Regions from separate parts of the Homo sapiens genome. Here region 2 is linked to region 1. A link is an interaction called in ENCODE POLR2A ChIA-PET data of the cell type or tissue named here. Cell type or tissue: endothelial cell of umbilical vein. All regions are shown on one strand.

Region 1 (5,000 bases):
ATATATGGTCAGGAAACCATATATTTGTTTTATGATGTCCTCTGCTCAGAGCACCAGGCACCTCCTCCTAGCCACTCCAGTCATGCTCATTCTTACCCTTGTTACTCATAACTAACTTCTCCTGTCCTTTCTAAAGTATGGCTCCAGTAGCATCAGTTTCCTGCTGGAAGTTTCCATGGCTTTTCTAGGCCTGCTGATGAAGTTAAACCCTCCTGGCTGGGGCACCCTCATCCCTGTGTGTACCAATTCTATCACCTGGAACACACACACACACATATACCATCTCTGACTAGTTTGCCCTCCTCACTTCTTGCATCCATCAAGTACCACTGCTTCCAGGAAGCCCTCCAGGTCTGTGTCTGTGTCTCCCTGTCTCGCTCATCTTCCTACCTCTTAGAAGCACTTGGCATCAAGCCTGGCACAGGAGGATTTGTCTGAGGCTCACATCAGCACGAGGAGGCAGGCCAGCATCCCCACTTGGCTAAATACGAGGGATCTGGAGGCCAAAAGTCTGCCTTCAGATTCTACCTGGCCTCTTAGTTCTGCCTGCTTGAGAGATTTGATTTGTCTCTTCAAGCCTCCATTTCCCTTCTTGGAAAGTGAGGTTAGGATGAATGAGATCGTCCCAACGTAGGTGCACAAAAAGAGCTGGCTTGCAAAGTCCCAGAGGTGGGTTGGATAGGACAGATGCTGTGAGCCGAGATATTTTGTGCACCTACGTTGGCACCTTTTAAAATGTATTTCTCTAGAATCTTTTTAACTAGATAAAGATACTATTCACCTAGAACCTTTTTAACTGGTAGAGATGTATAATCAAACCAAGTTGCAAGCCACTAACCTAGCCCACTGGTGTTCAAAAGTGGATGTACCAGGAGGTGGGTGGAGGAGCAGAGGGCCAGGACATGCAGCTTGATCTTACCAGCAGCAATTGTTTATGTCTCTGCAGAAGAAAGTATTTATGTACCACCCCAGACTATATTTGGGTAAACAATAGTCATAATTATGTCACAGCAATTTGAATTATACCAAATCAATCATGCTGTGGTCTGGTTGCAAAGAATAGTTGAAAATAACTGGTCTATCTCATGCTTGAATAATTCTGGCAATGAGGAGAAAATGCTTTTCAAAGAAGTTCATTCCACCCACAGCCAGCTGTAGAGGGGGCTCAGTCATAGAACATGCATGCAGGCATGTGTTGGGTAGGTAGGGAGAGGGGCAGGAGGAGGCAAGATATAGTTCTTTTTTTTAAAATCTTTCAACTTTCATTTTAGATACAGGGGCATACATGAGTAGGTTTGCTATTTGGGTATATTGTACATGGACAGTGAGCTTAGTACCCAAAAGGTAGATTTTCAACCACCCTCCCCTCCTTCCCTCTCCCCTCTAATAGTGTGCAGTGTCTATTGTTCCCATGTTTATGTCCGTGGGTGCTAAATGTTTAGCTCCCACTTATAATTGAAAATGTGGGGTATTTGGTTTTCTTTTCCTGTGTATTGTGGTTGCTATTATCGTTAATATTATCCTAGCACTACCTCCTAATCTGTCTAGTTTTAAGGTGAAGGTTATCTGCAGAAAATCTTAATAACTTTATTGAAATCTTGATTCCTTTTCAATGTCTCCTGTTAGGAAAAAAGTATAGAATCATCTGTCAACCAATCAATCAATCATCATAGTATAAATATTATATGCTGATTATAAATTTAGCTTAACATATTGGCCACAATTTATCAACATAATAGTAGAGAAATACACTTTCTCAGTGGAGCCACCCTACAGATATTCCTCCTGGCTGAGGAGTAGAGCATTCAAAAGTCTGAAAAGTAATTTGAAAATATCTTAGAATGGTCCTTATTCCAAATATAGGGGAATAATTTATGCCAGATGGCTTTATTTTCTACAACTGCCAAGGAATACTTAAAATTTTCCAGTCTGCATGTTGTATATGTCCTCCAAGTGAAAAATCACTAAATTAAAAGGTTTTTGTTTTTGTTGTAGAGGGGCAGTTTTACAACGGAATTAATTTGTTGTTAACTTCCATCTCTGGAAATCAGAATAACATATTAAAGATGTCTCACATGTAATCATCTTATATTCAGCTGGAATTTAAAGCAACATGGCCTAGGAGGCTGCTTCAGATCCTAAAGCTTGAGCCCCATGACTGTATCAGAGTAGACACAGGTGACTTTGGGACTGCTTCCTACTAAGAATAGTACAAATGGTCATTTCTTCATGGCCACCAATGAATCTGTAAGTGCCCTGCAAGTGCAAAATGCAAGGGATGTTTTAAGTAATAACATTAGTAACTTCCTCACTAGGAGATTATGACAAATAATTAATCAGTAGCTTGCAAGGTACTCTGGCATTCCAATGTCATTAGTTTTGGCCATCACCGTGGAAGCAAATCACAATGTTGTTTCCACTGAAAATGTGACAAGATCAGACACTTAAGGGCAGTTGTTAAATCTGCAGGATAGAAAATGATCTTTTTTATTTATTTATTTAAGACCCGTCAAAGCAGTCACTTAAAATAGAAACAAGTTAAAAGACATGTCTCACTTTTAAACACATCACTGCCTACATGAGGAGATATATCCGTAAATATAATCCAACGTGCATGATTTGATGACATTTGCTTATTTCACTTTCTTTTCTGCAAGTATCTATGCTGTATCCTAGATCACAAGTCACACCCATCACAGATACTCTCTCAAATCACTCTGACTTCTAAAAATAAAAGTCAGTCTTCCTATCTTCTCCTGCTGGGTAGTTATTCATTAATAGGTTTGCTATTTGATATCTTATTCCTTTGACTATAGCTATTCAAGCTTCCCAAAGGAAAATTACCAATTAAAACTGAATTGAAAAATCTTTCCTTCTGACCACCAACCTGATTTCCTCCCATGATAAAATGAGAACATTTCACATTTAATTACATGCTTCAAGTTTGAAGCTATGGGTATACCATCCTGAAATTACGAGCCAGGATTTTAGAGCCAATATCTTGCAGAGCTTTATTTGACTCAACATTCATCTGATGGATCAATATTAATAGAGTACCACGTTTCAGGCCCTAGACTGTTGAATTGTATCAGATTTAAATCCTGCAGATCTGTGTAAAAATGGATATAATGAATCTGGTATCAATAAGAGCTGTGAGTGTGGCACAAGAAATCACAGGATCATAGATTCTCAGATGTAAAAATGGCTTTAAAAAGTATTCAAGTTGAACGTACACCTTTTCTAGATGAGGAAATAAATTTAAAAATCTTAAGTTTCCATAGTAACAAATAGTAAAGAATCTTGAGAACACAGTTTCCCTAATTCACAGTTTGCTTATATCATAGTCTGATAGGAAATGGAGAAGGATTTTCATTTTCAGTTTAGATCAATGTCCAGGAAGTTAAATAACTCGAAATACTCTAGATAATTTGTTATTTTACCTAAACTTTCCAAAGATTACATTTATAATTAGAATATTAAAAGTCGAGTTTCAGGACTTTTCAAAAACTGCAACTATTTAAATGTTGTGAAAATTTTAATAAGGGAATATCATGAGTGAGATAATTCCCATTGGCCTAAATGTAAGCATAGCCTATGTGGTCATAGGATCCCCAGCCCCATTTAAACTGTCTTCTCTTCTAACTGTATTTCAGAATATAATTTAGAATATATTATGTTAATCACAGGAAAAGCCCCTAAATCAGGAAATTACTCAAAAGACATAAGCCAGTGTCACTGCTTTGAACATCATAGACTGTTTCTAATGATTATGGACAAGTTTGCTACAAAAGAAAGAGCAATCTTGGGCAACATTAAGCAAAATGCCCACTCATGGGAGTTGTGAGTTCTACCCACATGTGTACTTTTCTTGACATGGTATTCTAAGGGAAGGGTTCCTGTAAACTAGAGGATACCAGAGCATGGTAACAAAGGTAATGATAGTGGGGTTTGGGAAACCTGGCAGATCAGGAAAGACTGAAGACATTGAGAATAAGAAAAATCCATTGCACTGGAGAAGAGGAAAATTTATGATTAAGTGGTTGTTGATTTCAAATAATCAAATGCTATGTAGTGTAAGGCGTAGGCTGCCTTGGAAAGGAGCGCAAGTGTGTGAAGTAGGGAGAGATCGCCTATGTATCATGTCCTATCATGCAATACGACGTCTTTTTAGATATTTTTTTTCATATACTGCAAGCAGTCGTACTGGTTGGTATTAGTTTTTGTATAAGCTCAAAATGGTTTCAAAATTTGATTGAGTAGCAGATCAGGGCTTTTATCCCTGTCTGTCTAATGAAAAAACCATATTCCTTTCACTTCATGATTGAGATCCCTTAAGCACAGGTTTTCTGCTACCTCTCAGAAGCAGGGAGATGTGGTTTCCTGCCAGTTGTAAGATTAGATTCAGTGACCTCTAAAATTACTTTCATCTTTACTTTCCTGTGATTCTTTGATCCTATGAAAACATAACTGCAGTACTCCAGAGATGCATATTTTTTCTACTAATAGAATACTTGACTGTTCAATAAGAAATAGTGGAGTTGGGGGCAAATTGGAAGAATACAAAGCATGCTGAAATTGTATTTGGTCTCTAAAATTGTTCATGCTCAGTCTTATCTATTTTCAACTTCAATATTGAAAATAAAAACAAAACTACATGAATATATTTAAATGTATTAATTTTTCACTATCACTTTTTATACCTTTTGTTCCAGTTCAATGTTTTTGTTTTATAAAATTCCGAGAAAATAGGAATATCCTCTCATCAGAAGAAGCCAGGTACTAAGTAATAATAATTTCAGAGGATGTCTAAACATTGCTTTGAAGAGAAATTTCGGAAGTACCTATGGCCAGAATTATAACTCAAGAACAGTTAGGAAAGTGGCCTGGTATGAAATTTTAAAAAGTGCTTTATTAAAAAAAAAAGGAAAAATGAAAGAGAGACATAATGAGTTGAGAGTATAATTGCTTCCATTAAATCATTTCAAATAACTGATTCCAGT
Region 2 (5,000 bases), 130 kb before region 1:
TTTAAAAGATTAGTTTTATTATCAAAATGGCACAAAAACTAAATTCTTCTGCAATTTCAATTCCAATACCAATTTTAAAAATTTAAGTTTATGTTTTTGTGTAGTGGAGTGAGTATCTGCCAGTTAATCTATGACACTTCATGATATTTCATGAACACTTCAATAGTCCTCTAAACAGAATCAGCCCTTTGTCCTTGGGGTTTTCCACAAGATAGGGTAGATTTTTCCCTTAAAATTGATATACACAGCCCAGAATATTGGTGGAATGTTTAATTCCTCAAGTTCTAAATATACTTTTTAGGCCATCAGCCATATAAGGTGTATATATTCCTCCTTCCCTTTGTCTTGATAAAACTGACGGACTTCAGATTATCAAGCAAAGAGATCACTTTATTATATTGTATCAGGATTATTCTTCAAATGACATTACCAAATGTATCCCATTATTAAAGAAAATGGGTGCTTTGTTTGATTTAATAAAGCAACATTTACTGAAGAGAGGTCATAGTAGACTTACAAAAAGTATGGGGTGGTATGGACTGAATTACTTCCCCCCAAAATTTATGTTTGAAACTCTAATTTTCAAAGTGACTATAATCTGAGGTAAGGCCTGTGGGTGGTAATTTAGGTTAAATGAGGTTGTAAATAGGGTCCTAATTCGAAGGAGTGGTGACTTTATGAGAAGCAGAAAGAAGGGAGAGATGTCTTTCTCCTTTAACACATGAAGAAGTCCTGTGAGCACACAGTGAGTAGGCTGCCACCTACAAACGATGAGAAGAGACCTCAGAATGAAATTTACTTTCTGGAATCTTAATCTTGGACTTCTAGCCTTCAGAACTATGAGAAATAAATGTCTGTTGTTGGACCCATCCACCCTATGGTATTTTGTTATGACCGCCCTGAGCAGTCTAAAATGTGGGTGTTCTACTCTTTTCTGCCACTGGGAAAAGGACATATCAGATTTTTGCCAATAACTTACTTCTCCCATGTGGTGGGTTGAGAGGTAGTTCCCAAAGAGATACGTCCATAGCCTATCCTCAGACTTGTAAATATTAACTTATACGGCAAAAGATTGACTATTATCTTACATGGTAACAGATGTGATTCAGTTAAGAATTTTGAGATGAGGGGATTATCTAAGATTTTTCTGGTCAGGCCTTAAATGCCATTATAAGTGTCCTTGTTAGAAAAGGCAAGGTAGATAACATCGAAGAGGAGGTGGCAGTGTGGCCAGGGAGGCAGAGACTGGAGTGATACAGCTACAAGTTAACAAACACTGACAGCCACCAGAATCTAGAAGAGGCGAAGAACTATCTTAGAGCCTCCCAAAGAGGTGTGGCTCTATAAACACTTTAATTTTGTGCTTCTGGCTTCTAAAAATGTAAAATTTCTATTTTAAGCCATTCAATTTGTGGTAATTTTTTATAGCAGCCAGAGGAAACTAGTACACCCCATTTCAGTTTGCTCATCCATTTTCAGTGGATCCACAGTCTCTCTACACATCTCATATTTCTTTATAAAACATTTAAAACTCCTAAGTTAAACCATGTGTGTGTGCATGTGTATACAAGTAAGTCTTGAGACATTTGGGAAGTCTCTGTTAACTTTGTCAACTTCATTTAAAAATCAGTTCCTCATATTCTAAGGATGTATTGTTAGATATATTCCCATTAAAAACAAGAATAAGGCAAGGATTCTGGCTTAACCCTTATCTATAACATTATTTTAAAATTCTTCTGAATTATATGAAAATACAATAAGGCTCAAAAATAAGGGATTTACCTATTAAACAAGAGGAGAAAAATAATTATGAGCAAATGACATGAGTTTCCACTTGGAAGTTAAATAGAACTTACCAGAAACTGTTAATATGTGAGTACAAAAAAGAAAGCAATTAAGAGTGGCTTAAACATAGTGACAGCTTTATGTCAGCTGTACTCAACTAAAGTTAAGATGTCATAATAAAATCTTGGTAAAAATATAAATTATTTAAAATTTAATTATTATAAGAACTATAAGGGGCTGGCTGTAGTGGCTCATGCCTGTAATCCCAGCACTTTGGGAAGCCGGGGCAGGCAGATCACTTGGGCCCAGGAGTTTGACACCAGCCTGGGAAACATTGGCAAAACCCTGCCACTACAAAAAATAGAAAAATTAGTTGGCCGTGGTAGCATGTGCCTGCAGTCCAAGTTACTTGGGAGGCTGAGGTGGGAGGATCACTTGAGCCTGAGAGGTCAAGGCTACAGTGAGCTGTGATCACACCACTGCTCTCCAGATTGGGCAACAGAGTGAGAATTTGTCTCAAAAACAAACCAAAACAAAAAAACTATAAAACACATAAAAACAAAAATTAAATTCCTATGGAATACATGTAGAAAAAGGCATGCTATATTTCTTGATGGCAAAATTATTTTTAAAGCAATAAGTATCTGCCAAATTAATAGTTTGGCTTAATGTAATTGTAATCAAATTGTACAATGTTAATTGTAATCAAATAAATCTTAGCTAGATTTATTTAGACTTTAACTCAAGATTTGTTTGAAAGAATAAATAAGCCAGAAAGGCTAAGAAAAAAAGACTAATATCATAAAGATACAATTTTTTTAAGTCAAAATTTTCTAATACTGCCAAACAAAATCAACAGATCAATGAAACAAAATAGATAGCCCTATCAGTCATAGTAATTTTATGTTAAGGGGACACATCAACAATTATTAGTGAATGGGAGGGCTATTCATCAAATGATTGGGAACATTAGATGATTATTTTGAAAACTATAAAGTTTAATTTTTAGCATATAACAAAATTCTGGATACACTGAAAAGTTAATAACAAAGATAAAATTTTAAAATACTATTTATAATTTATATGAACATTCTTCTGAGCTCTGAATTGAGGACTTCTCAAACATACAATATTTAGTTTTAAAAAATCCATAATAAAAACATTTTATATTTTACTACATAAAAATCATAATCATAAAAATCTAACATTCGTATTCATAAAAACATTGATGAACAAAATGAAAAGTCAACCTCAAGAGAATATACACTATAAACATGATGGATATAGTTTTTATCATTAATTACATAATAGAGATGTTATTTTTGTCTGTGTTAATTTCTATTTCCCGTTGCTGTCACGTCACCTAAATATTCAACCATGAATCTTGAAGTCCCGGGGGTGGAAGGGAAATGTTCTACACGGGAAGGATATGTACATCCCTTCTGGCTCAAGGCATTGTGGGGATGAGGAAGAAGATTCAAGCAGAGAAGGAAAGTAGACTTCAATTATTGATCACCATCTCCCACCCTATTCTCATATCTTTTGAGCTTACATTTTGGGAAGCTGATTTTAAAAACATCCAAGAGTTATGGAGTAGACTCTCTAGAGAGTGGCTTGCCTCACTATATACTCATAGGGGGCTAGTAATGACAATATTCTAGAAGACATATATGTGGTATCCATCATGGTACTGGAGTGATGGCTTAGAGGTGTCATTTGATGCTGAGATAGACTCTCAGGAAGTGCCCCTGGTCCCACCAGTCTCTGTATGTCAAGCAAGGGACCCAGAGGTGCCAGTGTGCCTATTGAGAGGGCAGAGTGGTGCTTGAATCTAGGTGAAGTGACCATGGCGGGCAAGGATGTAGAAACCAGTGGCAAATGGCCAGAATTGAGGACTCCAGTGAAGGGTGCCAGCATGTCAAGCTTAAATTGCTAAAGGGGACTCAATCATAGTGAGAAGTCACCCGTCCTGGGAATCAATAGCCCAGCTACTCCGCAGTGAAGACAAGAGGATCCTGAGAGGTCAGGTCAATCTGAGGACCCCAGCCTCTCCAGTGCTCTATGATCATAGGAAATGGAGATGGTAGAGAGCACAGAAAGGAAAATGGCCTGTGAGGATCAGAGGATTTGCAGGTTAAATAAGGGGCTTGCAATCTCTTCTTATACCGTAACATGAGCAAATTTCTGGCCTAACTCCAGGTGTTGCCTATCTGTATATTTCTAAAAACTGAAGCATTCTCCTGGAAAGTGAATCACTGAGGGTGTGGAGTCCGGGATAGACCCTTTAGGATTATGTTCTCACTTCTTTTCTCATCTATCCCTTCTTTTTTACATATCTCTTGTTCAAGAAGCAAAGACCTTTCCATTCTGTTTGCCGTATCTTCTTGTGCTATGGCCATAAGCCTCTTGGATTCGTTCTCTTTTCAGAGGGGAGATTCTCTCCAAAGTCTATTAAATAAACACTTTTTCTACATCCTCCAGGTATACCTCTCTAACTGGGAGCTGTGGTATGACATGGAAGTAGAAACCTCTGAGGATGAAAATTATTTGCTATTCTATCTTCTAAATATTCTCTAGTAGAAAGTCTTAAATAGCTCACGCAACTGATAAGAAAATTCAGAAAAGACTGAATAAGAAATTCACAACAGAAAAAAATAAACATATTAAATAACATTTAAGTTCACAAGTAATCAAGGATACATATTTAAAAACACAAAGCCTTATTAAATTGGCAATTAAAAGAGTTCCCAATGTTGGAGAGAGTGCTCTAAAAGAGGATTTTTTTTTTTATCATGCTGCTGGTAATGTAAATTTTGCTTTAAGCTTTCATAAAGTAATTTGGCTATATGTTTTTGTATTCTTCAGATGATCTTCTTAGATCATGTGCTTCTTATGATTAGAAAAGACAATAAATAATGGCTTTAAACAAAGCTAAGTATCTCTCCTTGGCATTCATCACTGCTGACTGTAGTAGCCTATGTGGCGTTGGTGAGACGTCCACCTGGCATATCCTATAGCGCTTATCTACATTCACCAGACATGTATATCAGTAACTGTTGGCAGGCAGCCAAAGTGACAGGGATGTTGTGCTAGGAGTTTTAAGTAGCTTTAATTTTCTGTTTCAACTGAAATTCTATGTAGACTTTTTCAAACGTATGTAATTATTCAAACATAAATCAAAGCACTAAATTAAAATACAAATAGTAAAATTATTT

The links. Peaks named below come from ENCODE experiments on the same cell type or tissue, not always from the same donor. Only the 100,000 strongest peaks of a DNase experiment are listed, where the experiment ranks them.
Region 2: POLR2A ChIA-PET joins it to region 1 with 5 read pairs; 2 of 35 experiments call an interaction of 5 or more read pairs at or near these places.

The regions. Positions count from the first base shown.
Region 1 is chr4:142,034,685-142,039,684 of GRCh38, forward strand. All of the region lies in intron 25 of INPP4B (inositol polyphosphate-4-phosphatase type II B), which reads right to left. Among named protein-coding and RNA genes, the nearest start is that of IL15, 400 kb to the left of the region's middle. In endothelial cell of umbilical vein, no CTCF peak of the experiment used is centred here; a DNase peak (open chromatin) is centred at 2,377; H3K27ac peaks cover 289 bases.
Region 2 is chr4:141,908,230-141,913,229 of GRCh38, forward strand. No RefSeq gene overlaps it. Among named protein-coding and RNA genes, the nearest start is that of IL15, 270 kb to the left of the region's middle. In endothelial cell of umbilical vein, no CTCF peak of the experiment used is centred here; a DNase peak (open chromatin) is centred at 4,812; H3K27ac peaks cover 31 bases.